Linked DNA regions of Homo sapiens: region 1 is linked to region 2. Evidence: read pairs that join two places in POLR2A ChIA-PET (ENCODE). Cell type or tissue: PC-9. All regions are shown on one strand. Each heading gives the region's core, and the rest is flanking DNA. Links, peaks and the distances in the headings are about the cores only.

Region 1 (17,124 bases), core at 5,340-13,339, 360 kb after region 2:
CACAGTTGTCTTCTTTTAGTGGAAAGAAAGGATTTCTCTGTGACATGTTGAATTTGTGTTCCTTTAGGCTAAACTTGCATATACAAAATGTTTTTTAATCAGACAATTTCTGACTGTGTTATTGGAATGAAAAAAAAGAGAAAGATCAAGCTTTCTGGTCCACCTAGTCTGGCACTAACATTTATCTCACATTCACTCCTTCAGCAAGCTCTTAGAAATCTAGATTATGCCAAGCACTGTGCTGGGCACTGAAGTATTAAAGATGACTGTAGTTAGTAATGAGCAAGGCACCGTCACTGCTTCCAAAGGGCCTTAGAGCCCTGGGAAGGGGAGTGGAGGGGACTGGTTGCCATTAACCAGGGTGAGTTTTTCTTTTCACCCAGTCTTCCTTTCTGGATTCTGAAAGCAAAAATGGCCCTTCAAGAACAATGCAAGGAACAAAATCCTTTCTTTCACCTAGCTCTCTAATTTTCTTCTTAAATACACCGAAAACTCTCAGCTGGAATCTGCAGCTTCTTGACCATTGGTGAGGGAAGATTAATAAATTGCCACCCTGCCAGGGAAACTTGGGCACATGTGAGTACTTCCCACTCTGCTTGCATTCTCCGTGGGACCTCTGGGCTTGTATGAATTCATGTACAGAGACAGACATTTTATTCTTGGATGAACTTGGAAGAGGTGAATTAGCCTCCCTGTTTTAGGCATTTAAATTATTCCTTAGTCCTCTTTAAACTATGAAGGGAAATACATTTTATCCCATGCAAATACATATCCAGCCTTTTTTATTTAATTGAGTTCATGAGTCAGTCTCCTATTCTATTTTTATTTACTTATTTGGTAGTTTTGAGGAAATTTTTTCTATTTTACTAACAACCTTAAAATCCTTCTTCAGATTAAGATCAACATCTGAGGCTAGAATTTAAACCCCAGAAAAGGTAGTGAGTAAAGAATCTTTAATTTATGAAACTGAACAAGTTGACTTATCCAAACATCTCTAGGGCTTTAATGGAGGATATCTATAATTCTCTGAATTGTATTCCTTTCACAGTGATATTTTGTAATTCCATTCTATTACCCTTGCTTAACATTAATGAGATAAAAAGATCACATTATGGCGATTGATGTTCTTCAAATTGAATGCACGTTTCCATGTACAAAGCTGTCTGCTAATTTAAAAAACATAGCATGTAACATAGAATCATGACCATGGTCATCACTCAGCTGGGACCAGATAGCATTTTTTATCTATTCATTGGATTTAACAAGGCATGAGATGGAAGCAGAATACAAACTATGGGTAGATTATCCTGTATCCCTCCTTTTGGCCAATTCTTGGCAATCTCAGCAAGGAAACTGAGGCTTCATGTTTCCATGGAAATAAACCTCAAGGTCAAAGGGGCATATGGAAGGTCAGACAATGACAAAGGAACATCTGAGAGGCCATCTGGATGAGTGACCTGACATAATTAGTCATTAATCCCACTCTGGGGAACAATAGAGCTGGCAGAGAGTGTGTTTGGGCTTTGATCGTGGTCTGGGTGATCTCATGGGGAAGAGGGAAAAAAGCCCCACTTGGTAACTAAGCAGATTACCCTGGCATGCTGTTAACTAAAGACAGGGTGGCCGCGGAGGCCAGTGGGATATGCATTTTACATATTAGACTACATTTCCCTTTACTTACCACAGACCCCTCTAGGGCCATGTGGCTTTCGGATTAGCTTCTGGGTAGCATTTTTTACAGTTTACAATGGAAAGAGAGCAAGATTCCCAAAATACGTTGCTTAAAATTCTCAGGCAACAGATGGGAAGATTGCTGAAGAGCCAATGGCATTAGCCAGCTTGGTGTACAGGTGTCAATATTTACTAAGCAAAGTTTGCCAGGGTGCCTTTTGGGACAAAGCAGAGAGAATAGTTAATCAGTAAAACAATAGCAATCAGTCCGTTGTCTGTTTTTAGCAGAATGGTTAGAATTATAAGTTGTCTTAAATGGTGAGAAGTACTCATCGGCATCTGTCTTTCTCTTCAGCTCTTCTTTTTCATGTTTATTAGTCTCAGCTGACTTTGATCAGCTACCCCCCCTCACATGTAGCTAGAATCCTTCTATTTGAGGGTTGGTGATGTTTTGGGATTGGTTCTGTGCATTTTTGTAGGATGTAAAAATGCTAGCAGTCTTTATAAATGCATGTATTTCAGCAACTGCTGAAATCACCCTCTGCCCCCTAGAGATAACTGATTATACTTGCTGTGTAAAGGATGGTGACCAGATGAGGTAGTAAATATATTGGACCAAAGTCTCTTTATTAGAACAGCTTTCTGAATAATGAAATTTAAAAGTCATTGTGAGTTTTTAAATTTTGAAACCAGAATCTGATTAGTCATTTGGGTGTTATGTTACGGAAAACTACACATGAGACAGTAGAAAGGGTACTGGGCTGAGAGTCAGGAGATAAGATATGTTCTTGTCCTAACTCTGCAACTAATTTACTGTGCAGTCCTTTTTGAGCATTTCTTTATCTGTAAAATGATAAATTACACTATATCAGGAATAGAAACTATATTTTCTCTTGTAATGCCAATACAAGATGATAGGTTAGTGGCTGCCTGGACATCCACTGATAATTGTGAAAGACTCAGAGGGGTATCTAGGCTTAGTGCTAAAGAGTGGTTAGTAATGTCTGCATTGGTGTGGGAAGAGAAGTGCCAGCATGAGCACTTAACATGTATATCTCCAGATTTGATTATTATTATATCACACGCAGTTCTAATTTTAAGAAACTTGGGGAGAGATTATTTATCTAAATACTTTTAAAAACTCTTTAAAGTTCTGTGACACATCACTATTTGTGGTAGTAGCAGTAGAAGCAGCAGCAACAGCATAGGACTCTTGAAGTAGGTTAGATCTGGAAGTTATTGTGCATGCAAAAATCAGATTAGCTTGGTTGACAAAATGTAATTATAGCTCCTCAAGCAGAATGTGAGCATCCAAGTCATAAGGACCACTAATGAAATCAAAATGACAAATCAATGCTGAATGTAACCAATGACAGAAAATATCCCTTAAATAGTGTTATAGACAATTTCCACATGGCCTTGCTTTTTCTGTCCATTAGAAGGTGGATTTTGGAAGTACATCTCAAACTGGTGATGCAGAATTTTGTCCCTCCTTCTTATCCATTGAATCTGTTATATCGGGGTCCGCTTCTCTTCTGTGACATGTTAATTCACAGGAGTGATTTATTCAAGCACTCTCATTGATGCAAAAGATCTTTTATTTCTCTTCTATGATAAAAGGTACCTTAAATCAGCATACAATATAACTTGAGTAATCATAATAACTTGAGTTATTTATGGTAATATACTAACATCTTTTGTTTATGGAATGTCTACCTGTGAGAATTTTACAAATGGAGTTTCAAGTGTTTTGAAAATTGTAATACTCAGTTTCCACTAAAACCATGAGTCCCCCAACCACATTCACCGTTGAGTCCATGAGTTCTAGGAAACCAAGTTTCTGAAGACAGCCACATTTGGGGAAGAGCTGACTTTTGCTTCTTTGCCTTAAACTTCCTCTAGCTGCTTCAGCTCACTGCTAGAGAAGTTTGTGAATAGGTACTAATGTGCCCAGCATTCTTGACACTCAGAGGGGATCATTTATGAACATCCCTTCCTCATTACAACATAATTATTTTCAGAATAATTAAGAAATAAACAATAACTCATGGCCAGAAAATAAACACAGACAATGAAGAGAATTTTATTCTCAAAATTTGATTCTCTTTTTTTATGAAATGGTAAATGGAATATTTCACAATTTTTGTGAGCCAATCAAGAAAGGATTTTAAAGCTGGTTTTCACTGCTCATCGTTCAAGAATAACACTAGCTATTTGCAAATTTTGTGTGTGTGTGATTAACCTCATTTGCAACAACAACAAAAAAAATCAGAGAAGAAAAAAATCCACACAGCTATCCCTGTTTAGTTCGTATCTACTATTTAAATGAAAGACTTCGTAGTCTCTTAGGGGTTGCAGACATAAGTTACACAGGCTCAAATAATTTTAACCTGTTATGAACTACTTTCTAAATGAACATGTATAGCTGAGTCTGTGTGTGTGTTGTAGTATAGCTGTAAAACTGGGAACTCTGTGTTAACTTCCATGTCAAAAATAATGCCTATTAAATGAGGAGTAACAAAAAATGTGATCACTTACAGCTTTCACATTAGAACTCAAACAGCAATCACAATAATTGCTTGGAACTTAGAGAACATATTTTGGGAAGAAGCGTTTTATCACTGACATGGGTAAGAATTGTGCACTCATGGTGAAAATAAAAAGTGAACTAATTTTTGGCCAGTTTTATTATTTTTTAAAAAATTCTCTACATTGCAGCCTCTTCCTGCCTGTGTTAAATGCTGTTTTGCCTTTCACCCTTGGTACTCCACTGAGTGTGGGAAAAGACTGCCTGAATCCATCATAGGGAATTGCATCCCACCACCTTCTTACACAAGTGTAACAGATCCTGAAGGTTCTCGGCCTGATTTGAGAAGATTATGGGGATTTTAAAATGATGAGATGCAAATTGTTTCACAAGTTATCAGGATATAATTTGTATCAATATCCCCACACCTTCTATTAACGTTTTGTTCCAAAAGCCTCACATGTGGTGGAAGGGTAAAGCCAGACATCCCATTTATGTACAGTTCCCGCAGTCAACTTTGTCTCTTTCCTAGTACTGTACAGCACAGGTCCACTTTCATAAAACTTCTTCCCAAGACCACTCCCCTTCAGTTCTTAATTTCTACAGGTCTCTCTAATATATTTTCTATTCAGTATTTACAATTTATGACCATTTCTTAGTACATCACCAAACAAATCCAGATTTCTTCTCTACTTTCCAGAGAAGACTTCTCAGACCCTTAAGTAGAATTAATTTCTTCCTTCACTGAGATCCTAAACACTTTGCTCAAACCTCTATTCTTATTATACATATCATAATTATTTATTTATATAAATGTTGAGCTTCCTCCTTAGAATGTGAACTCTCAAACAGTAAAAATTTGTTTTTTTTCTCTCTAGTATCTTCTATAGCTGAGCAATAGTCAATAATCAATAAATTATTGTAAAAATAGTGAATGATTGAATGAAAATTTAAATTGGTGTTCTCTGAGACTAACTCACTGTAATCTCCTTGTCCTGTAGATTTTGTCTAAACATACTTCTATTTTTTTTTTCCTGAAAAAAATCATGCCTTGACTTTTATAGGATTTATTTTTATATACAAGTAATATCTTTATTTAATGATCTGTCTTGCTCTTTGCTGTGTCTCTAGTACCTGATACAGTGCCTGGCACCAAGCAGATGCTCAAAAACAGACATTGAATGGTTGTAAATATGGAGACCAAAAAAGCAAAATAATGCAAATTACAGATGCTATCAATGTTTCCTCCAGTTGGACAAACATTTCTATGTTTCTTAGGGAAAACAAAAGGCAAAATTGGTGAGGGGGTGATTGAGGGAAGATTACAGAGTTGGGAATGTGCTATCAAGCTCCAGTGCCCGTGCCCACTGCTTTTCAGTTCTTGCCCTCTCCAGTGGAAGCAGGACTCCTGGAATGATCTGTGTGAACCCAGGGAGATTCAACATGAAATTTTTGCTTCAGTTCCACTTGGACAGGCCCCACTCTCCAATTCTTACTACAAACACCTCTTCTGCCAGGCTCCACTGTACTCCCAGGTCCCTCCAGAGCAGAGGGGCTCTGGGAAGCTAACACTATACTGGGCTCACTTTTAAAGGTGAAGCTATCTTGTTGTGTATGTGTGTGTGACCCTCTTTTGAGGTTATGTTTTTTTGTGCCCCAATGACTAACAGGTTTTTTTTAAATGTCTTATTTAGGACTTGTCTCCCTTCTTCCGATTTGACTGGTGATCATTTTTTCTGTCTCTCTCATCAAACATACTTAATCTTCCCCTAAAACCTGGCTCTATCTCTTATAGCATATCTTTCACAAGAGTCTCCAAGATTTGTTCTTTCTGCTGGCCCTACTTATCTTTTGCTACTAATCATGTTTCAGATCTGGGACTGCAAACTGTGTCATTCATCCAGAATACTTATTTTGTTTGAGCCTGAGGGGCTTAATACCTAGGTGATGGATTGATAGGTGCAGCAAACCACCATGGCACACGTTTACCTATGTAACAAACCTGCACATCCTGCACATATATCCTAGAACTTAAAATAAATTTAAAAAGAAGACTTTTAATAATTGAGAAAATTTCCAGAAATCTGTAGATTTTCAGTTTCTTCTTAAAATCAGAGTTGGAAATTCTTGGTCTACTTTACCACAGAAAAACAACTAGCTGAGGATCTGTCATTACTATCATACAGGATGGGCACGCTCCACTTCTCCCCCTGCCCCACCTCTCTGCCTCAGCTTGTGTTGATCATTTATTGTCTAGACCAAGGCATTGGAGAAAGAGTCAACTACGGATGTACAGGCCATCTTCCCATTCACCTTACTACTAACATCTACTCACTTTTAAAGATCTAGATAAAGAATCTCTTACCCAATGACATTGCCCTTCTCTCCTCCAAGCAGAATGTATTCATTCATTCTCAAGCATTTGACCTACTAGGTGCCAGGCAATGGGGATTCAGCAGTAAAAAATTCAGAAGACAAGACAGAACTAGAGATATCACTTAGTCAGTCATTGGCATCAGATGGTGTTTCAGGCACAGGATAGTGTACTGTCACCAAGAAGTAGAGGTACACGGAGAAGAAAAGAGGAGAAAGGTTTATGCCATCTCTGTTCGTAATTACTGCCTTTCTCATGCCATTTTCGTGGTGTACGGGAATTATTATTTTTTACAATCACTTAATGTTTTTCCCCAAGTATTTATTTCAAAATAATTCAGAAGTATGGGATGTGACCAAATAGTATAATGGATATACCCTTCATCTAGATTCACCTAGTTTGCAATGTTTTCTTTCTCTTTCCCTCCATCTCCTCTTTTTCTCTCTCCACCATTTGAAAGTTACTTGTAAATATCACTCTATTTCACCACTAGATACTTCAGAGTGCATCTCTTAATAACAAGGACATTTTCCTTCACAGCCATATTCAGAATATTTAATATTGAAATGAAACTATTATCTAATATACTTGTTCCTATTTAAATATTCCTCCATTGCCCAATAATTTCTTTTAAAGTGTTTTTGGATTCAGGATCCAATCAGTAGTTACTTGTAGTATTTCGTTGGTATATATCTTTTGTCTTATTTGATCTAGAAAAGTTTCATAGCCTTTTGGGAGGGGGCATAATGGGAATGTGATATGGTTTGGATATTTGTCCCCTCCAAATCTCATCTTGAAAGGTGATTCCAAATGTTGGAGGTGGGACCTGGTGGGAAGTGTTTGGGCCATGGAGGTAGATCCCTCATGAATAGCTTGGTGGCCTCCCCATAGTAATGAGTGAGTTCTCACTTAGTCCACACGAGATTTGGTTGTTTAAGAGTCTAGGAGTTTCCCCTCTCTTTCTTATTCCCTTTCTTGCCTTGTGATATGCCTGCTCCTCTTGGCCTTCTGCCATGATTGTAAGCTTCCTGAGGTCTCACCAGAAACTGAGCAGATGTTGGTGCCATTCTTGTATGGCCTGCAGAACCATGAGCCAAAAGATATCTCTTTTCTTTGTAAACCACCCAGTCTCAGGTATTTCTTTATAGTAATTCAAATGGACTGACACAGAGTAGGTTTTGTGGTGTTGACATTTTTAAAGAATTCTGGGCAGTTGTTTACAGAATGTGCTTCCATTTGAATTTGTCTGACTTGAATGTTTCTTTATGATTAATTTAGGTTAAACATTTTTGGCAAGAATATACATAGATGATGATATTGTATACTCTTTATCACATCACATCAAAGGTACATAATGTCAGTTTTTTCCCATTACTGTTGATGTTAAATTTGGTAATTTAATAATAGAGTGTCCCTCAACTCAATTTTTCCATATGCTGCTCTCAACAAGTTTTCATCCCATAATTCTAGCATCTAATGATGATTCCTAACTGAGTCAATTATTGTTATGATGCTAGATGCCAGTAAATGAATTACTTCCTGTTTCTTTAATTCCCTCTACATTTATTAGTTGGCTTTTTAAAAGAATAAAGAAAACTTTTCCATTTCTCCCTCCCTAAAAGCAAAGGAAAAGAAAAACCCTTTATAAGTATCAGTGTGGACTCATGGAATGTATTTTTCTTTCTTTCTTTAGACAGGATTTCACTCTGTCGCCCAGGCTGGAGTACAGTGGCATGCTCTATATTCACTGCAGGCTTGACTTCCCAGACTCAGGTGCTCCTCCCGCCTCAGCTTCCTGAATATGTGGGACTACAGGCACATGCCACCAAGCCCAGCTAATTTTTTGTATTTTTAGTAGAGATGGAGTTTTGCCATGTTGCCCAGGGTGGTCTTGAACTCTTGGGCTCAAGCGATCAGCCTGCTTCAGCCTCCCAAAGTGCTGGTATTACAGGCATGAGCCACCAAGCCCAGTGACTCATGGAATTTTTTAAAACATTGAATGTGTAAAAGTTTATTCCTATCACTCTTCATTTTGACGTTCAGAGGCAATTACTTATTTACAAGCTGTGTTCCCATTGGCCTGTGAGCCTCTTGAATATGAGTCATAGAATATGTCTTGCAGATTTTTTCCCATTACGTAACACACATATGGAACCTATATATATTTATCAAATGATTGAGTTAATATAACTACCAAGTTGTCTATCAAATTTGTTCATGCTTTTAGCAATTAAAGTAATAAGATACTATTTATTATTTTTATTTGACAAATATGAAAATATGCTAATACTCATTTTTTATATTAACTTTTTTAGGTTTAAAAGGCCACTCTTAATAGTCTACTGGAGGATAACTAACATGTACTTAAAGTCTTTAAAATATACATTTTCTTTGACTCAACAATTTCACTTCCAGTGATATAAAGGATGCCATTTTTGAGATATCAAACCAATGTGTCTTGTGGTAATCCCCTTTTAGAGTTGTTTGGCAGCTGCCCTACCCAATGGTTCAGAGGAATTCATTGCCATGTGGAAGTGGGTGGGGGGCTGCCAAGAACAAGGGAATCATTGCTTGACTTTAAGTTTCAAAACAGAGGTTATTAAATCCATAGAGAGTTAATAGCTTAAAAGCAAATACTTTTGACTTTCAAAAGCCAGGCTTTAATGAGAAATGGGAAAAATTGCATGTTTCAATGAGTCAGAGCTTAAAGGACTGACCACAGAGTAGATGATAAAGCAGAAAAAAATCTGGAAAATTATGCAAGACTTTCCTGGGGCCAGAGAGGAGGACCCAGAGACAAAGGGAGGGGCAGCAAGGAGTCAAATGTGAATGTCCTTTTTTCCACCCTTATGGGTTGAACACCACAGAAAGAGCACGTTTTTGAATGGGAAGCCAAGAGCATGTGCTTTGATTCTCATTTGCTACCCCTTAAGGAGAACTGTAGAATGGCCTGCACCAACAGGAGAGTAGAAATGGCAACATGGCCAGCTTAAAGCAGAGAGGGGTCAGGGCTCCATAGGCTGTATGTGGTTGACAAAGAGTCAGAGATTGTCATAGGCCCAGGGAAGAACACTGGGCACAACTGAGAATTGAAGTCTTTTTTTTCCTTTCTTTTTTTTTTTTTTATTATACTTTAAGTTTTAGGGTACATGTGCACATTGTGCAGGTTAGTTACATACGTATACAAGTGCCATGCTGGTGCGCTGCACCCACTAACTCATCATCTAGCATTAGGTATATCTCCCAGTGCTATCCCTCCACCCTCCCCCAACCCCACAACAGTCCCCAGAGTGTGATATTCCCCTTCCTGTGTCCATGTGATCTCATTGTTCAATTCCCACCTATGAGTGAGAATATGCGGTGTTTGGTTTTTTGTTCTTGTGATAGTTTACTGAGAATGATGATTTCCAATTTCATCCATGTCCCTACAAAGGACATGAACTCATCATTTTTTATGGCTGCATAGTATTCCATGGTGTATATGTGCCACATTTTCTTAATCCAGTCTATCATTGATGGACATTTGGGTTGGTTCCAAGTCTTTGCTATTGTGAATAATGCCGCAATAAACATACGTGTGCATGTGTCTTTATAGCAGCATGATTTATAGTCCTTTGGGTATATACCCAGTAATGGGATGGCTGGGTCAAATGGTATTTCTAGTTCTAGATCCCTGAGGAATCGCCACACTGACTTCCACAATGGTTGAACTAGTTTACAGTCCCACCAACAGTGTAAAAGTGTTCCTATTTCTCCACATCCTCTCCAGCACCTGTTGTTTCCTGACTTTTTAATGATTGCCATTCTAACTGGTGTGAGATGGTATCTCATTGTGGTTTTGATTTGCATTTCTCTGATGGCCAGTGATGATGAGCATTTTTCATGTGTTTTTTGGCTGCATAAATGTCTTCTTTTGAGAAGTGTCTGTTCATGTCTTTGCCCACTTTTTGATGGGGTTGCTTGTTTTTTTCTTCTAAATTTGTTTGAGTTCATTGTAGATTCTGGATATTAGCCCTTTGTCATATGAGTATGTTGCGAAAATTTTCTCCCATTTTGTAGGTTGCCTGTTCACTCTGATGGTAGTTTCTTTTGCTGTGCAGAAACTCTTTAGTTTAATTAGATCCCATTTGTCAATTTTGTCTTTTGTTGCCATTGCTTTTGGTGTTTTAGACATGAAGTCCTTGCCCATGCCTATGTCCTGAATGGTAATGCCTAGGTTTTCTTCTAAGGTTTTTATGGTTTTAGGTCTAACGTTTAAGTCTTTAATCCATCTTGAATTGATTTTTGTATAAGTTGCAAGGAAGGGATCCAGTTTCAGCTTTCTACATATGGCTAGCCTGTTTTCCCAGCACCATTTATTAAATAGGGAATCCTTTCCCCACTGCTTGTTTTTCTCAGGTTTGTCAAAGATCAGATAGTTGTAGATATGCGGCATTATTTCTGAGGGCTCTGTTATGTTCCATTGATCTATATCTCTGTTTTGGTACCAGTACCATGCTGTTTTGGTGACTGTAGCCTTGTAGTATAGTTTGAAGTCAGGTAGTGTGATGCCTCCAGCTTTGTTCTTTTGGCTTAGGATTGACTTGGCGATGCGGGCTCTTTTTTGGTTCCATATGAACTTTAAAGTAGTTTTTTCCAATTCTGTGAAGAAAGGCATTGGTAGCTTGATGGGGATGGCATTGAATCTGTAAATTACCTTGGGCAGTATGGCCATTTTCACGATATTGATTCTTCCTACCCATAAGCATGGAATGTTATTCCATTTGTTTGTATCCTCTTTTATTTCCTTGAGCAGTGGTTTGTAGTTCTCCTTGAAGAGGTCCTTCACGTCCCTTGTAAGTTGGATTCCTAGGTATTTTATTCTCTTTGAAGCAATTGTAAATGGGAGTTCACTCATGATTTGGCTCTCTGTTTGTCTGTTGTTGGTGTATAAGAATGCTTGTGATTTTTGTACATTGATTTTGTATCCTGAGACTTTGCTGAAGTTGCTTATCAGCTTAAGCAGATTTTGGGTTGAGACAGTGGGGTTTTCTAGATATACAATCATGTCATCTGCAAACAGGGACAATTTGATTTCCTCTTTTCCTAATTGAATACCCTTTATTTCCTTCTCCTGCCTAATTGCCCTGGCCAGAACTTCCAACACTATGTTGAATAGGAGTGGTGAGAGAGGGCATCCCTGTCTTGTGCTAGTTTTCAAAGGGAATGCTTCCAGTTCTTGCCCATTCAGTATGATATTGGCTGTGGGTTTGTCATAGATAGCTCTTATTATTTTGAAATACGTCCCATCAATACCTAATTTATTGAGAGTTTTTAGCATGAAGGGTTGTTGAATTTTGTCAAAGGCTTTTTCTGCATCTATTGAGATAATCATGTGGTTTTTGTCTTTGGCTCTGTTTATATGCTGGATTACATTTATTGATTTGCGTATATTGAACCAGCCTTGCATCCCAGGGATGAAGCCCACTTGATCATGGTGGATAAGCTTTTTGATGTGCTGCTGGATTCGGTTTGCCAGTATTTTATTGAGGATTTTTGCATCAATGTTCATCAAGGATATTGGTCTAAAATTCTCTTTTTTGGTTGTGTCTCTGCCCAGCTTTGGTATCAGAATGATGCTGGCCTCATAAAATGAGTTAGGGAGGATTCCCTCTTTTTCTATTGATTGGAATAGTTTCAGAAGGAATGGTACCAGTTCCTCCTTGTACCTCTGGTAGAATTCAGCTGTGAATCCATCTGGTCCTGGACTCTTTTTGGTTGGTAAGCTATTGATTATTGCCACAATTTCAGCTCCTGTTATTGGTCTATTCAGAGATTCAATTTCTTCCTGGTTTAGTCTTGGGACAGTGTATGTGTCGAGGAATTTATCCATTTCTTCTAGATTTTCTAGTTTATTTGCGTAGAGGTGTTTGTAGTATTCTCTGATGGTAGTTTGTATTTCTGTGGGATCGGTGGTGATATCCCCTTTATCATTTTTTATTGTGTCTATTTGATTCTTCACTCTTTTTTTCTTTATTAGTCTTGCTAGCGGTTTATCAATTTTGTTGATCCTTTCAAAAAACCAGCTCCTGGATTCATTAATTTTTTGAAGAGTTTTTTGTGTCTCTATTTCCTTCAGTTCTGCTCTGATTTTAGTTATTTCTTGCCTTCTGCTAGCTTTTGAATGTGTTTGCTCTTGGTTTTCTAGTTCTTTTAATTGTGATGTTAGGGTGTCAATTTTGGATCTTTCCTGCTTTCTCTTGTGGGCATTTAGTGCTATAAATTTCCCTCTACACAATGTTTTGAATGTGTCCCAGAGATTCTGGTATGTTGTGTCTTTGCTCTCGTTGGTTTCAAAGAACATCTTTATTTCTGCCTTCATTTCGTTATGTACCCAGTAGTCATTCAGGAGCAGGTTGTTCAGTTTCCATGTAGTTGAGCGGTTTTGAGTGAGATTCTTAATCCTGAGTTCTAGTTTGATTGCACTGTGGCCTGAGAGACAGTTTGTTATAATCTCTGTTCTTTTACATTTGCTGAGGAGAGCTTTACTTCCAAGTATGTGGTCAATTTTGGAATAGGTGTGGTGTGGTGCTGAAAAAAATGTATATTCTATTGATTTGGGGTGGAGAGTTCTGTAGATGTCTATTAGGTCCGCTTGGTGCAGAGCTGAGTTCAATTCCTGGGTATCCTTGTTGACTTTCTGTCTCGTTGATCTGTCTAATGTTGACAGTGGGGTGTTAAACTCTCCCACTATTAATGTGTTGGAGTCTAAGTCTCTTTGTAGGTCACTCAGGACTTGCTTTATGAATCTGGGTGCTCCTGTATTGGGTGCATATATATTTAGGATAGTTAGCTCTTCTTGTTGTATTGATCCCTTTACCATTATGTAATGGCCTTCTTTGTCTCTTTTGATCTTTGTTGGTTTAAAGTCTGTTTTATCAGAGACTAGGATTGCAACCCCTGCCTTTTTTTGTTTTCCATTTGCTTGGTAGATCTTCCTCCATCCTTTTATTTTGAGCCTATATGTGTCTCTGCACGTGAGATGGGTTTCCTGAATACAGCACACTGATGGGTCTTGACTCTTTATCCAATTTGCCAGTCTGTGTCTTTTAATTGGAGCATTTAGTCCATTTACATTTAAAGTTAATATTGTTATGTGTGAATTTGATCCTGTCATTATGATGTTAGCTGGTGATTTTGCTCGTTAGTTGATGCAGTTTCTTCCTAGTCTCGATGGTCTTTACATTTTGGCATGATTTTGCAGCGGCTGGTACCCGTTGCTCCTTTCCATGTTTAGCGCTTCCTTCAGGAGCTCTTTTAGGGCAGGCCTGGTGGTGACAAAATCTCTCAGCATTTGCTTGTCTGTAAAGTATTTTATTTCTCCTTCACTTATGAAGCTTAGTTTGGCTGGATATGAAATTCTGGGTTGAAAATTCTTTTCTTTAAGAATATTGAATATTGGCCCCCACTCTCTTCTGGCTTGTAGGGTTTCTGCCGAGAGATCCGCTGTTAGTCTGATGGGCTTCCCTTTGAGGGTAACCCGACCTTTCTCTCTGGCTGCTCTTAACATTTTTTCCTTCATTTCAACTTTGGTGAATCTGACAATTATGTATCTTGGAGTTGCTCTTCTCGAGGAGTATCTCTGTGGCATTCTCTGTATTTCCTGAATCTGAATGTTGGCCTGCCTTGCTAGATTGGGGAAGTTCTCCTGGATAATATCCTGCAGAGTGTTTTCCAACTTGGTTCCATTCTCCCCATCACTTTCAGGTACACCAATCAGACGTAGATTTGGTCTTTTCACATAGTCCCATATTTCTTGGAGGCTTTCCTCATTTCTTTTTATTCTTTTTTCTCTAAACTTCCCATCTCGCTTCATTTCATTCATTTCATCTTCCATCGCTGATACCCTTTCTTCCAGTTGATCGCATCGGCTCCTGAGGCTTCTGCATTCTTCACGTAGTTCTCGAGCCTTGGTTTTCAGCTCCATCAGCTCCTTTAAGCACTTCTCTGTATTGGTTATTCTAGTTATACATTCTTCTAAATTTTTTTCAAAGTTTTCAACTTCTTTGCCTTTGGTTTGAATGTCCTCCTGTAGCTCAGAGTAATTTGATCGTCTAAAGCCTTCTTCTCTCAGCTCGTCAAAGTCATTCTCCATCCAGCTTTGTTCCGTTGCTGGTGAGGAACTGCGTTCCTTTGGAGGAGGAGAGGCGCTCTGCTTTTTAGAGTTTCCAGTTTTTCTGTTCTGTTTTTTCCCCATCTTTGTGGTTTTATCTACTTTTGGTCTTTGATGATGGTGATGTACAGATGGGTTTTTGGTGTGGATGTCCTTTCTGTTTGTTAGTTTTCCTTCTAACAGACGGGACCCTCAGCTGCTGGTCTGTTGGAATACCCTGCCGCGTGAGATGCCAGTGTGCCCCTGCTGTGGGGTGCCTCCCAGTTAGGCTGCTCGGGGGTCAGGGGTCAGGGACCCACTTGAGGAGGCAGTCTGCCCATTCTCAGATCTCCAGCTGCGTGCTGGGAGAACCACTGCTCTCTTCAAAGCTGTCAGACAGGGACATTTAAGTCTGCAGAGGTTACTGCTGTCTTTTTGTTTGTCTGTGCCCTGCCCCCAGAGGTGGAGCCTACAGAGGCAGGCAGGCCTCCTTGAGCTGTGGTGGGCTCCACCCAGTTCGAGCTTCCTGGCTGCTTTGTTTACCTAAGCAAGCCTGGGCAATGGCGGGCGCCCCTCCCCCAGCCTCGCTGCCGCCTTGCAGTTTGATCTCAGACTGCTGTGCTAGTAATCAGCGAGACTCCGTGGGCGTAGGACCGTACAAGCCAGGTGCGGGATATAATCTTGTGGCGCGCCCCTTTTTTAAGCCGGTCGGAAAAGCGCAGTATTCCGGTGGGAGTGACCCGATTTTCCAGGTGCGTCCGTCACCCCTTTCTTTGACTCGGAAACGGAACTCCCTGACCCCTTGCGCTTCCCAAGTGAGGCAATGCCTCGCCCTGCTTCGGCTCGCGCACGGTGCGCGCACCCACTGACCTGCGCCCACTGTCTGGCACTCCCTAGTGAGATGAACCCGGTACCTCAGATGGAAATGCAGAAATCACCTGTCTTCCACGTCGCTCACGCTGGGAGCTGTAGACCGGAGCTGTTCCTATTCGGCCATCTTGGCTCCTCCCTTAAAGTCTTAATTTTAAAGACTTTCTGTCTTCAAAGCATAGAGGTGATACCAGGCAAACAGGCAGCCCAAAGCTGGACTCAGAGGTAAGCATCAGTGTGCCGAGGGTGGTGCATCATCAAGCCACAAGACCTACCCTTGGGAAAGGCCCATGCCAGAAAATAGATCAAGGGTTTATCATCTGCAGACTTGGCAAGTGGGGATGCATGATTTCAAACTGGTACAAGAGACCAGAAAGATGGTCTCTATGGATTGTAGAGCTATCTGAATACGTAAGCTACCCCTGTACTCAGACACCATCTTGTAAAGAAGGGAAAGTTTAATATTTGTTGAAAGGCTATGGAATGAAGGAAAAAAAATTAAATTACAAAAACATTTATAGTGGCATCTTATTTTTGTTAAGAAAAACTACATTTATAAATATGGGTGGAAAAAAGTATCTGTGTGTGTGTGTATTATATATGTATATATACATATATATGCTTATATATGTATATACACATATACATATATATGCTTATATATGTATATACACATATACATATATATGCTTATATATGTATATACACATATACATATATATGTATATATACACACATATAGATATACACACACATACATACATATACACATGTTAATAATAGTTACTACAGGATGGTGGAAATACAGGTGATCTGAATTTATTTCTTTTTTTTTATTGTACTTTAAGTTCTAGGGTATGTGTGCACAACGTGCAGGTTTGTTACGTATGTATACAGGTGCCATGTTGGTGTGCTGCACCCATTAACTCGTCATTTACATTAGGTATATCTCCTAATGCTACCCCTCCCCCCTTCCCCCACCCTACAACAGGCCCTGGTGTGTGATGTTCCTCTTCCTGTGTCCAAGTGTTCTCATTGTTCAATTCCCACCTATGAGTGAGAACATGCAGTGTTTGGTTTTTTGTCCTTGCGATAGTTTTGCTGAGAATGGTGGTTTCCACCTTCATCCATGTCTGTACAAAGGACATGAACTCATCCTTTTTTATGGTTGCATAGTATTCCATGGTGTGAATTTATTTCTTTAAATTTATTTGTATCTCCTAGTTTTCTACAACGAATAGGAATTTGTTATGTAATAATTTTTGAAAATAGTATTTTTAGGTTTCTAGTGAATTGCAAATACTTTGAGCATGAATAGTAAACAATTTGGTTTTAAAAATGTGTTTTTGTATACATTATTTTAAAAATATAGGACATTTAGAGTTAAGTTTCACATATATCCTTTACCAAAAACATATTCAATGATTCGATTCTAAATGTGGAGTCATTAAATATTTGTCAATCATATTCTTTATTTTTGAAAAAGATTCAACTTTCTTGCTGAATCTTTGTCCCTATATTTGTTTCTTTGCCCAAGTTCACTTACAGGGC
Region 2 (17,124 bases), core at 3,132-11,131:
GCAAGTCAAAACCACAATGAGATACTATCTCATACCAGTCAGAATGGCTTTTTTTTTTTTTTCAGACAAGAGTCTCACTTTGTCGCCGAGGCTGGAGTGCAGTGGCGTGATCTCTGCTCACTGCAGTCTCTGCCTCCAGGTTCCAAGTGATTCTCCTGCCTCAGCCTCCCTAGTAGCTGGGATTATAGGCGCCCACCACCATGCCTGGCTAATTTTTATAGTTTTAGTTGAGATGGGGTTTCACCATGTTGGCCAGGCTGATCTCAAATTCCTTACCTCAGGTGATCCTCCCACCTCAGCCTCCCAAAGTGCTAGGTTTACAGATGTGAGCCAAGACGCCCAGCCCAGAATGGCTATTATTAAAAGTCAAAAAAAAACAGATGTTGTCAAGGATGTGGGGAAAAGGGAATGCTTACAAACTGTTGGTGGGAATGTAAATTAGTTCAGCCACTGTGGAAAGCAGTTTGGAGATTTCTTAAAGAACTAGAAACAACTACTATACAACGCAGCAATCCCATTACTGGGGATCCAAAAGAAAACAAATCCTTCTACCAAAAAGACACATGCACTCACATGTTTATCTCAGCATTACTCACAGTAGCAAAGACATTGAATCAACCTAAGTGCCCATGAACAGTGGATTGGATAAAAAAATGTGGTACATATACACCATGGAATACTACACAGCCACAAAAAAAAAGAAATCATGTCCTTTGCAACAACATGGATGCAGTATTATCCTAAGCAAATTAACACAAGAACAGAAAACCAAATTCTGCAGGTTCTCACCTATAAGTGGGAGCTAAACAGTGGGTACTCATGGACACAAAGATGACTGTAGACACTGGAGACTGCTAGAGGGGATGAGGGACAAGGGTTGAAAAACTAATTGTTAGGTACTATGTTCAGTACTTGGGTGATAGAATCATTCATACCCAAACCTCAGCATCACACAGTATACCAGGTAACAAACGTGCGTATGTACCCACTGAATCTAAAAGTTGAAAATAATTAAAATTAAGGTACATCTATGCAATGAAATACTGTGCAACCATTAATCCAATGATGTACACCTATGCCTCTAGTCATGGAATGCCATCCACAACATACTGTTTAGTGAAAGGAAAAAAAATTAAGGTACAAACAGTGTATGTAGCTTGAGCCATATATATTACTATGCATAGATATGCATAGTAAAAGATTTAGATGAATGTACACCAATATATTAACACAGATCATCTCTGAGTGGTGGAATTTTAAAGAATTTTTTTCTTGATTATGTGTTTATTGTCTGATGTTTTCAATAAGTAAATTATATATTTAAAATAATTTAAAAGCTATTTTAATTTTTAAATAAAAATTTTCCTATTGTCTAGTCACTAAAAAAACAAGAAGGGGATAGTGATTAACTGAGTTAAAGACTGTTGAGATACAGAGTTAGATGGGAGCTGAGAATATTCTTTCAATTAATAAGATGGAGATCCTAGGCATCTTCAATGAGTAATTTCAGTGGAGGGTTGAAGACAAAAGACTTATTTGAGAGGATTCAAGAGAGAATGAATTTTAAGAAAGTAGAGACAGAAAATACAGCTAGGAGTATCCTTCCTTACATGGAGCTAGGGAGGCAGGGATGGCATGGAATCAATTTTCTTTCTTTTTCTAAAGCTGTTGCAGCATGTTTATATGCTCATGGAAATGATCCCAGGGATGGGGTGGGGAGATAATACAGGAAGAAGCAATGTCCTTAAAAAAACAAAAAACAAATGGCAATCAATGCATAAATGGAATAATTGGCCTTAGGTACAAGTAGAGACAATTTATCCATTGTAATAGAAGATACAGTGTTGAAGTACAGATATAAGGAGGTTGCTGTTGGATAGTGGGATACTGAAGTAATACCCTTCTGTTGACTTTAATTTTTTCATAAACTAAGAAGCAAGATCATCAGCTGAAACTGAGGAGGTGGGGAATGACCTGTGAATGTAGGTAAAAGCCGTTAATACATTGAGGTGGCCATAGTATGGTGGACTTATTAAGGGTATTTGCATTTCAGAAACATGGGTTCGAATCTCAGCATGACCATTTTAACCTCTTTGTGTAACTGGCAAGCTATTTAATCCCTCTAAGCTTCAATTTCTTTATTCATTAAAAAATGTGTGATTATGCCTACCCTATTCATCTTCACAGGTTTACTGTGTGTATCCAGTAAGGTAATTAGATAATTAGTATGTATATGTTTATAAAGCATTATACATATTTAAGGGACACATGTTGGAACATATCTGACCTTACTCTAGACAGGTTTTTGTTTTGTGTTGTGCTGTGTTTTGGTTTAAGTTTATTATTTACGTTTGGCTTTTCTTTTGCATTCAGAGCTGCTTTACTCTGGACACCTTTACATTTTTAGGGATTCAGAACACTTAGTCTCTCCTTGACCATCAGAAGAGCAGCCCTATTGGACTCACTAAGAAACATTTTATTTCATTATTAATGGCTTGGAGGAATAAAAAAAAGTACACAGTCTTGTGACTATTATGCTGCCAAGTAATCTTTGCTCTTAAGAGGCATTTAAAAAAATAAATGTCAATGTGTATATTTAAGGTCTGCAACATGATGTTATGAGATATAAAGTGGTTGCTATAGTGAAAGAAATTAGCATAGCCATCCTCTCTCATAGTTACCCCTTCAGTGGCATTTTCTGAGTTCTCTCTTTTTGGTTGCTCTGCCCTACTCCCTTGTTCCCTTCGTCCTCTCTCCCCAGGTTAATATTTTACTGAAAGCCATGGCCCTGGGGTTTAGACTATGACACGGGAGTGACGGTCTGTAAAAAAATGAACCTTCACTGCCACATCATCCTACCTCCAAATAAAAAAGCAGTAAGGCTCTTTAATGTGACATTATCCTGGCTTTCAGACCAGTGTCTGTGCTCCTAAGAGTGCTCATCTATTTATTTATTTATTTATTTATTTTTAAAAAGCCACTTAGTAATTAGAAGAAATCATAAAGTAATTATTATTAGTAATACTGATTATGGCTGGGTCATTACTCCTTCACTAAGACGCTTTGCAAATGGATTAGCACTTCTTTGAATTAGGAACTTGGGCTTGAAAGCTATGAGGAAGCTGTGTTCGTAAGAAAAATGTTCTTTCTTTTGGGGCTAAGCAGTAATCTGCAAAACAGTCGGGAACCCATTGGAAACCTGGCTGAGAGAAAAATCAGGCAAATCAAATTGGCCATTTTATTAGGCATATATTCATCTGGAAAAATGCAGTTGATTCAATTGCAGTTAAAGCTCTGGTCAATTTAATCCAGTTCTTTGGTAATGCCAACTCTAATTTGGTTGGACTGTGATGTTTAGTATTTATCTTCCTGAATAATTAGGCAAATATTACATTATTTAATATGATACTGGGCAGCAAGGAACCATATTTAAAGTCTAAGTATTTATAAAATATAGTTTTTCAAGAATAAGCCTTTTTGTTACACAAAGCATTACTTCATTTTAGTTTTTAATGAGGGACTAAATGTCCATTTATTCTTTTATACAGGTACTGCACTTTTGTAATCTCTTCCTTCTTCTACAACTTATTCTTGACCACCTTTCCTAGTTAGTTCCTCTAGTTTTTCCTTCATTTTCTCCTATTTGGAAGATTATTTGTTCTACACCTATTACTATTCTACATATAATTTTTAAACATAGCCTTTCAACAGTCCAACAAGGATATTTTATATAGCACCTACTATGTTAGGTACAAGAGGAACCATGATAATTAAGATATGATTCCTGCTTTCAGGAAGGGAACCGGCCTATGTCTAAGAAGTGATTGTAGCTTGGTAGTAACAGTCTTGAAAGTGTAACTGGTACCAGCATATCTGGAATATGCTGCAATTCTGGTTATTAAGAACATGGGCTTTTATAATGGATGGAACTGGAGGGCATTATGTTAAGTGAAATAAGCTGAGCATAGAAAGACACATATTACATGTTTGCAGTCATGTGTGAGAGCTAAAATAAAATTGATCTCATGGAGGTAGGGAGTAGAATAATAGTTACCAGAGCCTGGGAGTATGGGGGATGAAGAGAGGTGGGTTAATGCGTACAAACACAGTTAGATAGAATGAGTAAGTTCTAGTGTTCAGTAGCTCAGTAGAGTGACTATTATTAACAAGAATTTATCGTATATTTCAAATAGTTAGAAGAGAAGACCTAGAATGTTTAGATATCCCAGTTACCCTGACTTGATCATTCTACATTGTATGCACGTATTAAAAAAAAAAACACATGTACCCCATGAATATGTACAACTATTATACATAAGTAAAAACTGAAAAAATAAAAACATTATAGTGAAACACCTTAAAAAACAAGGATTTTTTTTAATATTAAAAAAAGAAGATGGGCTTTGGCGTCAAACAGGCATAACTGCACCATTTTCTAACTGTATGACCTTGGACTAGTCACTTAACCTAAGATCCATGCTCCTCTAAAACAAAGGGGAGGATTAAATAAAATAATATGTATAAAGCCTTAGTACATTACCTACCATATGATATCTGCTGTTGCTAGCTTTCATTAGTAATAATATTTTAATATCGATATCAATTTTAATATTTTAATATTGATAGCAAATTTAGATTATCAGTGTATTATAACTTACATAAATCATTTCTACATATAACAAGTATCATTATTCTGTTCTAATAAAAAAACCTTAGATGAATTTACATTCCTTAGCCTTACATATGGGATTGTTCTGAGTCTGGCTTCGGCATTGGGCAGAGTGAGAATAGCCCCCATCTTCAACTGCTCTTCCCCTTTTAATCCCTCATGAAGCTCATGCTAATCCACGTGCGAGGAATGCCTCCTTCCCCACCACAGCCAGGACAGTTTGTACACTTTGGTCAAGACCCACCTCACTTATCATCCATGTGAAACACTAACCAAATAAAAAGGAAACATCATAAATCATTGGTTAAGGGATGGTTTAATTCAACAAGTAGGAGGTGAATCGTATAACTTTTTGGAAAAATATTCAAGTTAGATTCTAATTCTATAGTATACGCCAAAATAAACTTCAGCTAGATTAAGAATTAAAGCCAAGCATAATGTTAAAATTGTATATTCTTCCCCCTTTTAAAATTCTAAAACGGGAAGATGGGAAGAAGCACAAAAAAGAGTTGAAGAAATCGCAAAAGGAAATGGGTAAATGTGCATACATAAAAATATAGAATATATGCATGTCTTTAAATGTAATTTAAAAAGCATTAATATATGTCATAATTCTGAAAGGTAAAAAGGTAATATTAAAAAATTTTAATCATAATATTTAAAAAAATAGCCACTAACACTCCAGTGGTAAAATGAAAAGAAGGCATTTGGTAACAACTTACAAAAGAAGAAATTCATCTTTAACAAATATAAAGAAAATACTCAGCCTTCTCACTGATAAAGGAAATAGAAATTGAAAAAAAAATGGCAACCTTTTTAGCCTATGAAATTGTCAGGGATTCAAAAAGGATAATACATACTGATGATGAGAACACTGTAAGTTGGGCATTCCCTAACACTGCTAAACAGTCTTCATTGACCTGGAAATTTGATATCTATCAACATGTTTATTTTACATCTCTAAAAGATTTGAAACTTGACGTTTCAATTGCATTTTTAGGAATTGATCCTAAGGAATTAAGTGTGCTGTCAAAATGTATGTACACAAATGTATACAAATGGTCTTCACAGCATTATTTATAATAGAAAAAAAAACTAGAAAACTTTTCCGTAAAGACCAGTATCTCTCTTTCAGAATAAATAATTTGTAACCACCAAAACATAAACTTACGTTCTTGAAAGGGAATCAGTGGGAAAAAGTGTTTGTTTTTATACAGACCTATATGCATACTCTAATAGATATTTATGTTTGTCAAACAATAGATCACTTACTAAGTAACTGAATCATTTTGAAAAGCTCTTTCAAGAAAAAAATCTACCTACTGATTAATAATTCTTAGCAGACTCTAGTCTTCCCACTATGAGAAGGCTAAAATGAATATTTTTATGCTGGTTTAAAATATTTATGATAGAAGCCTAGAGGAATTTCCAGTGATACCTTTTGATTTCTAAACCCAAAGAAATGGATATGCTTCATTCTCATACTATGTTTTCTGAAAACTTTTGTTGTTACTACCAAATAAAATACATGGAAATGGTCTTTATTACAGTAGTATTATTCACACATCTGTATTTTATTTTAACATTATATTCTCCTGAAAAAGGATTCCACTTATTTCACAATGTTTTCCAACTGACAGTCCAATGGAATATAAGCTTATCTCAGAAATTTGATTATTTCAGAAAGTTAGAGCTCATTGTGCTTTAAAAAGAAATTGAGGTGTAAGAAGGACTTCACAAATATCATCCTCCTTGGATACATAAAATGTTATGCTTTCTTATGTTCTATTCGTTGTTTTGTGTGTAACTCAGAAAAATAATGCAATTTGCCAGAAGCACTGTAATCTCAGTTTTCAAGTATTTCTGTTGGTAAGAGAGAATTATTCTTCTATGTACACTTGCTTCAACTTTTAGATTTAGGTCTTTTATATCATCTTTTTAAGTATTTTCTGTTATTTATTAAACAGTATAATAAATTTGTAAGATGAATGCCAAACAGGTGTCATCTTTTTTCTGATAGATCAACAAATGAACAGCTCAGAATCAGTGACTGAGCTGACAGTATTACTTTGCTGAACTAAAAGCATAGAAAGTGTTGTGACCTGGAACTACTTTTACTTTTTTAACCAGTGAAGAAGGAAGGAATGAGAGAGAAAGAATCAATTAAGACCTCAAAATAACCTGTGAATGCAGCTAAAATCAGGGAAAAAACAAAGGATAAATAAATTGTCATTTGAGACCCGCACCAAAGTGACGTGGGTGATACCAGACTGAAACTTAAAAGCAGGGTTTTGTTTTTTTTTATAAATCATGGACTGGGAATATGATGTGATAGTTATTTAAAATATTTTTGTTAATGAAGTTTCTACGTATATATGGATTTCAGAATTCAAGGAATTTTAACACAATACATTTAGAACAGTGTTAAAATATATATGTATGTGCATTTATGTATTTCTTTGATGAATCAGAAGACCCCTAAGGCTCTTTAAAAGTCCTGAGGCTATCATTATAAACATCAGCACATTATGGATATATTAACGTGCTAGAGAGCTTATTAATATGGAGCTGATAGAGTCCTGTTAAATACAATTTTGCTATTTGTAGACCAAGCAATGGTTTTTTTTTTTTTTCTTTTTGGAGAAGACAAAAATCTACAGATATCCACCACATCAATGTATCAGTAAAGTTAAGCCACTGAGTCTTATTTTATAAAACAAGTGGTTGGTTGCTATATTTGAGAATTTGGAAATGCATATATACCTGATGTATCCTCATATCACACCCTAGAAGTTTAATGTCTGGTGAATCAGCCCCATATATGCATACCAAACTTAAGAGCTGTACTTTATACCCCCTCAACATATATGTACTTTGTTTTCCAATGTTAAAAGCACCAAGGAAATGCAAACTAAATTGAGGAACTGGGTTAATTTAGCCTACAGTATGTGCTTGCCTGTTATGTGTGCGTGTGTGTGTGTGTGTGTGTGTGTGTGTGTGTGTGTGTGTGTGTTCCTCTAAGATGTTTGGGGTTTGACTATGACTTTAGCCATAAGAATGCATGTTTGCTTTCTCTTGATTCACACAGAGCAGATGGATGCTTGACTGCCTCCTAATCCACAGCTGGAATGGTTTCAGCAGTTGCCACGTTGCCAGGTTAGAGTGGCTTTTCTAGTGGACTGAGAGGGCAGCAAAAGAGGGATATCATTATTCATCAGTATCCCAGTGGGAGTGCTGCCAGCAGAGATTAATTTTTTCTGTTATGCTTGTAAAACAAGCTCAGGTGGAGTCTCTAATCCTCAGGGCACGGGTGGCAGATCAAGGAAGATGCTACAAAGCTAGTTAATTTTCTGATTCTGGGGGAAACAGAAGCTCTGTTAGATGTATAAATACATGATTGCAAATTTAAGTAGCTCAAATCCAAATGGGATCTTCCCTGACATCTGGTACTGAAAATCTCTGTTTTTCTTTGTTGTCTTTAAATATAACTTCTCGAAAGTTTACCCTGGAGCCAAAATATTGATATCTCTAAATATTAGGAAGTGATTAATTTTATGAGTTAATAACTTCAAACATCTAAATTTTGCAAACATTAACTAAAACTAAAACTTTCTGCCTAAACAGACACTAAGTTAGATGTCCAAAGTATATCCACTTACATATATTACCAGAAAGACATAGCATTAGCTATTTGATTGACAGGTGTCATTTTGTTTTCTAATGTATAACCATTCTATTTTTAGTGGTTTTATTTTCATTCTCCCAATTTAAGATTTCCACGTGACACTTGTTTCCCATATCTTATTATATGATCTATCAATATGTTTATCTTTTTGAGTAATGAATATGGGTTTCAAAATAGAATTAAGTGATGTTTTTAACAAATGTAACAGAATTTTTTTTTTTTTTTTTGAGATGGAGTCTAGCTCTGTGACCCAGGTTGGTTGGAGTACAGTGGCACCATCTCAGCTCTCTGCAACCTCCTCCTCCCAGGTTCAAGCAATTCTCCTGCCTCAGCCTCCCAAGTATTTGGGATTACAGGCACCACCACGTCCAGATAGTGTTTGTATTTTTAGTAGAGATGGGGTTTCACCATGTTGACCAGGTTGGTCTTAAACTCCTGACCTCAGGTGATCCTCCCGCCTTGGCCTCCCAAAGTGCTAGGATTACAGGCGTGAGCCACCATGCCCAGCCCTGTAACAGAATTTATACGTCCAATGACTATTGTCTCCTTAGGATTATTTATTTGAAAAGCTGTTTTTATTAGGCTTTGCCATTACAAAAAAATATTAACTCCTTCCAGGCCCTATTGTACATTCTTTTGATTATTTGGGTAGCAAAATGTGGTCCGCTAATGGTTATTTTTCTTTTGTGGGTTTTTTGTTTTGTTTTGTTCATTACCTTTACTTTTGTTTTGAGAAAACAGAAGGAATTTATTTGAAGCCAAGTCAAGTGAGTAAGTTTGTTAAGTCAGGCAATGTAATTTGGAGTTGTAAAAAATCTTGTTTGACTACATGATAATGTGTAGTTCCTAAAGTCATTCTGATTGCAATGCCAAAAAAGAAGTTTCACAGTATGTTGAGTAGTGAATGCCCTATTGAAATGCATTTATAACCTCCCAAGGTATTTGGTTAACATGACATACATATGTTCTGGTATGTTTATTTAAAATCAGTTTCTCCTGTGGTTCTATTCACACCTTACATAATGATATAAACCTTTATTAAGTTTCAGATTTTTGTTAATACTGAGTCCAAATCTTGTTTTACCAAGAGTATGCTCAATACTCAATTCTCAATGTATATCTCAAGAAGAGATAAACATTTTTAAAAGCCCTAAGTAGAATTCAAAGATTGACACTTCATAGAAAAAGCTCCTACAAAAATGCAAGATTCATAAGTGTCAGGAAGACTTTCTCATCATGATAAAATAGCCAGAGGACATAATATGGAATGAAAGCAAGCAAGTCTAAGAGGGGCTGGATAAATAACTGAGGAGTTAAGAAGCCTAGAGCAGTGTTAAGTCGAGGTAGTAATGATTGCTAATACATTGAAATAATTGTTTCCCAATCTATACTAAATAAGCCATCTCTTGTTGTCAGCTATCTGTCCCACTCAGAAGAAAACTATGATATCTTCAAATGCTGTACCTAGCCTAAATAAGGAACAAAAACACCCCACAAATCTCTAGTTTCTTTATTTTACATGTTCCATCATGACTTCTTCAAAGTTGTCTTTTTGAGATATGGCTTGCAAACCATGTGATTAATTCTGTAGCAGCATTTGACCCTCTATCATCATAAAGAACATTGTTTCAAAAGAACAAATCACTTATTGAATCAATCCTTAATTTTAAGCAATGTATTTACAAATCAAAATAGAGAATTAGAATATTCATAAGAATTACTCAGAAATTTGAGGGTCACCCATTTCTTCCTAATCAAAGCAGGGTACAATGCTTTTCACTTTGGGTTTAACTTTTAGCACACAATCATATAGAAAATTTTTTTACCAGAAATATATATATCAGGACATCATCAATTTTCTCATTATCCTCCCTTAATACTTTGATATTCAAGTCTTTTGCTTTTGAGCACTTATAGTATCATTAGTCTTATGTAGTTTTCTTCTTATATTACTATAATAAACCAAAATATGAACATTTCTTCCTGTCCTTGTTTTTTTTTTTTTCAAAGAAGTGAGGGATTATCAAGTATTTTCTCCTTTTTTGTTTATAGAGACAATAAAGTATACTTGAAAATGCCCCAGTTTTGGAATCAGACAGAACTCAGTTGAATTCTGATTCTGGAGAAAATAACAAGACCTAACTATACACTATCAGCAAGAGACACATTTTTTTGGGGGGGGTGATCCCCTCAAGCATTTATTTTATGTGTTACAAATAATCCAATTATATTCTTTTACTTATTTTAAAATATACAATCAAGTTATTGACTATAGTCACCTTGTTGTGTTGTCAAATAGCAGGTCTTATTCTTTCTAACTATTTTTTTGTGCCCATTAACAATCCTTACCCCCCACCCACCCTACCCCTCCCATCCTCTGGCAATCTTCCTCTCTATGAAGGGGCACATTTTATATTTGAAGATAAAATTAGGTTAAAAGTGAAGGGTTGGGAAAAGATATACCAGGTAAACAGCAACTGTAAAAGCTGAATTATACCATACTAATGTCAGTCAGTGGCTATACTAATGTCAGTCAAAATAGACTTTAAACAAAAAAAAATCATTTTAATAGAGACAAGGCAAACGTTTTATTATAATGAGTTCATTTATTAGAAAGATATACAAATTATAAACATATCCATACTAAAATCAACATCCCAAATCCATGCAGCAAAAACAGACAGAAATTGAGGGGAGAAATCACAACAGAAATTAGAAAATACTTTCAAATAAAAGCACAACATAACAGTACTTATGAGATCCAGCTAAAGCATACTTAAAGGGAAATTCGTAGCTGTATATGCCTGCGTTAAAGAACTATCTCAAATCAGTGACCTAACCCTCCACCTTAAAAAAGCTGGAAAAAGAAGAGCAATCACAACGGAGCATGTAACAAAAATAAATGTTGAGATAAATGAAATAGAGAATATAAAAAGAGTAGAATAAGTCAACAAAACTTAGTCTGCTTCTGCTCGCTCAGTAGATATTCCCATGTCGCTGTTCCTCTGTGAACATACTCAACATGTCTAAAATCTTGTGTTCATCATGCCCAGAAGACTGAGGAGTCCTACCATTGTTCTATGTGAGCTGCATTCACAGTCTTTAATACTTCCAAGATGAATTTTTGGGGGTAATCTTTGGCTCCTCCCTCTCTGCTCCCCAATTTCACATATTAAACCAGCTGCCTTTTATTCAGTCCTTTCTTTATTATTTTTTTTCTCAAATTTCTCCCTTAAAAAAAAATGTTCACTCTTTAGCTCCTATTTGGGTTCTCATCACCCTATTCCTAAACAATTGTGCTGACAGTCTCCTGAGTGATCTTCCAACTTTAGTTTCTCTGACATACTTAATGTACCCAACACAGTCTTGCCAATTAATCTGTTTTAAACCACCGTTTGCATCATTTCTCCCCTCCACAGTCTACAATTATATACATAATAAAGAATTATTTCGTTAGCCTGGCTGTCAAGGTCCTCCACAGTCTTAGTTTTCTACCTACACCTTCCATTAGACTGTTATAAATTACTTCTTCCCCTTTCTCCTGATTAACATTCTTACTCCCACCTTTAATCATGTTGTGTACATATTTCGCTTCATAAATTTGCTTATGATTCCCACCTGGACAATGTATCTGACATTCATCCATCCACATGGTATGGCATCCTCTTAACATTTCCTTAATTTAGCCTCAGTGATTATTACCTTTTCTAAATTTGTAGCACCAGCGTTCATTTCATTTATTTGGCAATTGTGCCTGTATTATGGTATTTCTTATATATTGGCCTGTTTTGATATTTCATTTTTAGATTTATTTAACTTTTTGTGTATGTATTTCTTAACTCCTAGAACAAGAATATTAAGCAAATATTAAACACATTAGAAAGGTTTTAATGCTATGCCTTAATCCTTTCCATTTTGGGTTTAATTCTTGTGGGGTTCTTTTTGTTTAAGTTTGATATATTCTCATACCCAGTAGAAATGCAAATTACAAAGAAAGTCACTTCTAATAAATATATATGGTTTTAAAGGTAGAAGCAAGGTAATTAGAAAGATTATTTGGCTTTTTCATTTGTTTGTTTTTGAGATGTGGTTTCACTCTGTCGCCCAGGCTGGATTGCAGTGGCTCTATCTCGGCTCATTGTAGCCTCCATCTCCTGGGCTCAAGCAATCATCCCACCTCAGCCTTTGGAGTAGCTGGGACCACAGGCTTGTGCCACCACACCCAGCTATTGGCTATTTGGCTTTTTAAGATAGATTACAGAGTGTGACACTGAATCTTACACAATTATATGTTGCTGTTAATCTCAGTATCCCTTTTTAGGATTCAAACCTGACAGCCTTGAGATTTTTATTTCTTAAAAGGAAAATATCTAAACATTGTTAAGCTGTAAGGCATTTTTATTGTAGCCTTTAAAACAGGAATTTTTTCAAGTTTCATCAAAGGGCAATTTTTTAAGGACTTAGCTATAAATCCTGGGAAATAGATGTTCCTGATGGAATTCTTACCACTTGAATTATTTTAAGTACAACAGACCTGCTGGTACCCACTATTTTAAGATCCCTTAAATTCCAGCTGTCAACCAGGTGGTCCTTCTTATATTGGAAAAAATGAAGTATCATTTCTTCTTCATATTTATTTTTGACAAATGCTTATGTGCTTGTCCTAATTGGTTGAGGGCCGAACATATGTCCATAAGTACTTATAAGACAATGATACAAGTCAGACACATATATTCACATGAGCCCTGAAAGGAAATATACATAGATTTTTATGAAGAATTACAATGATAGACATTAGTACTTATATTTTTACCATTTACATGATAAAGTTATTTTGATACTTTATTGTAGTGGAGTAAACTATGTGCATATTAGAAAATTTTTAATTAGCTGGATTTTAGTTTTATCATTTCCAATAAATGTTTTCTAACATAGGGCTATTTTTTTTTTACTTTTTTCAACCTGGAATGTTAATTCCTAGTATACCTTGCAGTGAATTTTCTGGTCAATATAAATACCATGTAAATCCAATTTATAATAGTCTTTTATTTTAGAGGTTTATTTTGTTTGGTATGATATATGATTTATAAAGTTTGAATAGATAATTTTAATAAAAGTCCAAATCATAAGTGTTAAAAACAATGCTAACTATATATATTTGATAATATATAGAAAAAAGTTATATCACACTTAGTTTTTAATAGATAATGATCCAATAATATCTGAAGAAATAAAGATAAAAATATAAGGCATTTTTTTTATCCGTTGATATATCTGGACCTAGTGTGGTAAACGCCAGATTGTTTTTCAAATATTATTATAAAATACAGAATACCCAATTAATTTAATACTTCAGAAATTAAACAGGATTCCTATCAGGGAAATTTACTGAAATGTTTTTTCTAAAGCTTCAGTGGCCAAAAGACAGCAGTGGAATGTGAGAAACTAATTTTGGTTTGTTTTAACGCCTCAGAATGTTACAAATTAATCAAGTGCTACTTAAAGTCTAGAACTCATTAACTTTATAAGTTTTACTTTTCCCATGACAGAGATTAAGTTATAGCATAAAGCTTCTTTAGTCTCACATCGAGCAGGCTGCCATCCCCACTGTACAAGTGCCCTCTTATCTGTGATTTAGTGAGTTCAGTGTAGGCAGCGATGTGTGCAGTGACATAAAAGTACTAGTTTACTGTTGCGTAATGTTTATGTGCAACCAGGTACAAATCCATTCTGGTCGTGTCTTTCCTCTATTCCCAGTAATCTGCTTAGGTAAAGCAGACACTAATAGTTACTGTACCTGGAAGAAAAAATATATATGTATGTTTAAAAATACACACACACTCAACCAACATTCATTTGTTCACATGCTTTCAGTAAAGAAAAAGTCAAAGTAGATTTTAAGTATTTAATCATTTGTTTCTTATTTTAACAAATCTAAAAGGTAAAGTTACAGTCAATGTTGTTAAGGGTCACAGTACATGTAAGATTTACATATCAAATAAAACTACCAGAGCTTTAACTAAACCCAAGTGCCAGCTAATTGCTGAAAGGCATATCTCATATTTAGCTGTACAGATTTTGCCATATTATTCTTAGGAGAACAAGCAAGTGAGTTATGTGACATAAGGGTGTGAGTAAACCATTATGTAATAGTGTATATCCCCAGTAAACTAAAAATCAGCATGAATATGCAAGCAAAATTTAGTAGGCTAAATATTTTTTTCTTTTTTAACTTTATGTGGAGTGGCTGAGTTTATGGCATTTGTAGAACAGATTGAGATTTGTAATGAAAAGGGAAACAAAATGAAAAGTATTCAGAGAACAGCAGGGACCATTTGATGTGATTACAAAAGATGTTTCCTTATTCTATTTTTTTCTTTTGCAATCTAAAAACAGTAGCAGGGGGTTACAAGCAGAGTTCATCATAGGTTGTCGATCACTGTCATTTAACATTTGCAGGGGAAGATGTCTTTATTCAAGGACAGCTGGGCAAATCAGAGACACAGATTTGCAGTTAGTAGTCTGTCCAGCCTACACTAAATAAACAAGGATAGGGCAGACAAACCAGCCTCTCACATAAAAATATAATGGACTCCACTGACCTTGCTGCCCTCCATTCAGCTTCAATCCCAGTTGCATAAAAGCTTCACTACCCACTTTCAATTTCCTCTAATTACCTACATGATGTAGATAAGAAAATGAACCTTACCGATAGTCAGTGATCACACAGGAAATTAGCTAGACAAGTTGTTTAAAATTAGAGGAGTAATTTGGAGGTAAATAGAGTGTCCTACTAAGGAAGCAGTGGCTAGAAAGGATTTTTGTTTGCTTGTTTTTAACCAGGGATTGTGATTATTTTACTAGCTCACTTTCTGCTGATCTTGAGATTGCTGCCTTTCTAATTAATCTTAACTAAGTAAAAAACCTCCTCCGTAAGTATTCTGAAACACCCAGCATAAAATACTTGAGGGACCTGAGAACTAAGTAAAGTGGTGAAGCAAGCATGTCATATTCTAAAGAGCTTAGAGAAACTGTGAACTGGAATTTCAGGAGTACATGACCATGGTATTCACAGGAGAGCCTGGCAGAGCAATTGAGGATTAAATAGCAGTTGTCTTCAGTCTGTCTTCATTTTAAATCTCTTTTCAAGTCCATAATCAAAATATCATCTCCAAAAGGAAAAGAAAAAAACAACTTATAATATTTTCTATTCATTCTAAATAATCTAAAATATATAATATTTTCTATCTTTTTCTTGTGGTTCATAGCACTTGAGTTTTAATTAAAAAACACTATAGGGTTTCAGAGTAATATACTCCATAATACTTTTTTTTTTCTTTCAGAAATGTTGCATTCCAGCTGTATTAATGCTTCTTTTTCTCTATCTTTCCACACTATTTTGAGTTAGTTCCACTGAGGTGCACTGGAAAGAGCATATTTCTTTATCACACATTGATGTACTTTTGTGAGCATTTAATTAATGTGGATTTAAAAGAAACCTAATTGGAGATTGGAGACTAAAGCTCACAGTATCAAATCTGCAGTTCAAGAGGATACAATTTCTGAATATTTTATCTTGAATTTGACTGTCTCTTATATTACAAGCACATATTGGTCTTTCAAAGAACCAATATTTTCAATGATGCAATCACATATAAATTGTATGGTTACTTGAATAAAATGAATGTGAAACTACTAGTAAAGCATAAGTTTTAAAAATCTTGTTTCTTTGAATAACACTTTAAGAATCATATTTTTTAAAGTAGGTTAATTAAATTTTATTTTACATAGTGAAGGACACTTACATAATTATAAACAAAGATTTACATCTGAAAACTGTAGAACAAAATTCAATTAACTCTTAAAATTCAGTTAACATCCTTTAGAGTATCAGATGTGATTATTATCATTATTATTACTATTATTTTTATTATTATTATTTCTAACATTTACAGCACATCTTACCATGTTTAAGTGGTTTATAAACACTATCATATTGAATTCTCACACCAAACCCAAATTTAAGATAAGAAATTTGGGACCTGGGGAGTTACAGTTACTCTCAGAAGGTTACATAGCTTGGAAGTGGCAGAGCTGAAGATCACCTATTGTATCAATTCCCAGATCTCACATTTCTCTCCACCACCTCATCCCACACCATGCCCACCCTAGAGATCTATAATATCTCTAAAGGGATGAGTTACTTACTACCACATTCTTTGGATTCCCTTTATTTCAAACACTGGAAGCAGAAAAAGAAGAACTGTCAAAGGAAGTAATAGCTGTTGATTAGACCTGTTAATTATAATTTTTAAATATGGAAACTAATATTGATTTGATAATTGATAAACATTTATAAACCAAATGTCAGCTCCTTTGAAGATCTCAAAAGTGTTGTCTGTGTCAAATTTGATAATGAAAAATGTCCTACTTACCAAAAGCATATGTTTAATTATAAAATCAGTGTAGACACTTTTGGATTATGACTCACTATCAAGTACAGTGTAGATATAACTTATATTTGAAAAATAATATTAAGCCTTTTTAAGAGTATGTTACTATAATAAGTGCCAGTCCCCCCTTTTCTATTCAAATTTGATTCTTAACCTATCTTCCCTCCTTCCTTTTTCTTTTAAAAAAATCATTTTGATTGTCTTTCAATTCAATCATAACTTCTTCACAGATACCTACATGCCCACTATTATTATATGTACCTCTTCCTCATTATATTTGTCCAGTTGCCATTTTGCATTTATTTGTGATTATCTTT

The links. Peaks named below come from ENCODE experiments on the same cell type or tissue, not always from the same donor. Only the 100,000 strongest peaks of a DNase experiment are listed, where the experiment ranks them.
Region 1: POLR2A ChIA-PET joins it to region 2 with 20 read pairs; 2 of 35 experiments call an interaction of 5 or more read pairs at or near these places.

Annotation. Positions count from the first base shown.
Region 1 is chr6:100,195,051-100,212,174 of GRCh38, reverse strand. No RefSeq gene overlaps it. Among named protein-coding and RNA genes, the nearest start is that of SIM1-AS1, 190 kb to the left of the region's middle. RefSeq lists an enhancer at 660-2,139. In PC-9, for the core only: no CTCF peak of the experiment used is centred there; DNase peaks (open chromatin) are centred at 8,634 and 9,314; H3K27ac peaks cover 2,040 bases.
Region 2 is chr6:100,551,307-100,568,430 of GRCh38, reverse strand. The region is part of intron 36 of ASCC3 (activating signal cointegrator 1 complex subunit 3); the gene reads left to right. Among named protein-coding and RNA genes, the nearest start is that of SIM1, 95 kb to the right of the region's middle. In PC-9, for the core only: no CTCF peak of the experiment used is centred there; no DNase peak of the experiment used is centred there.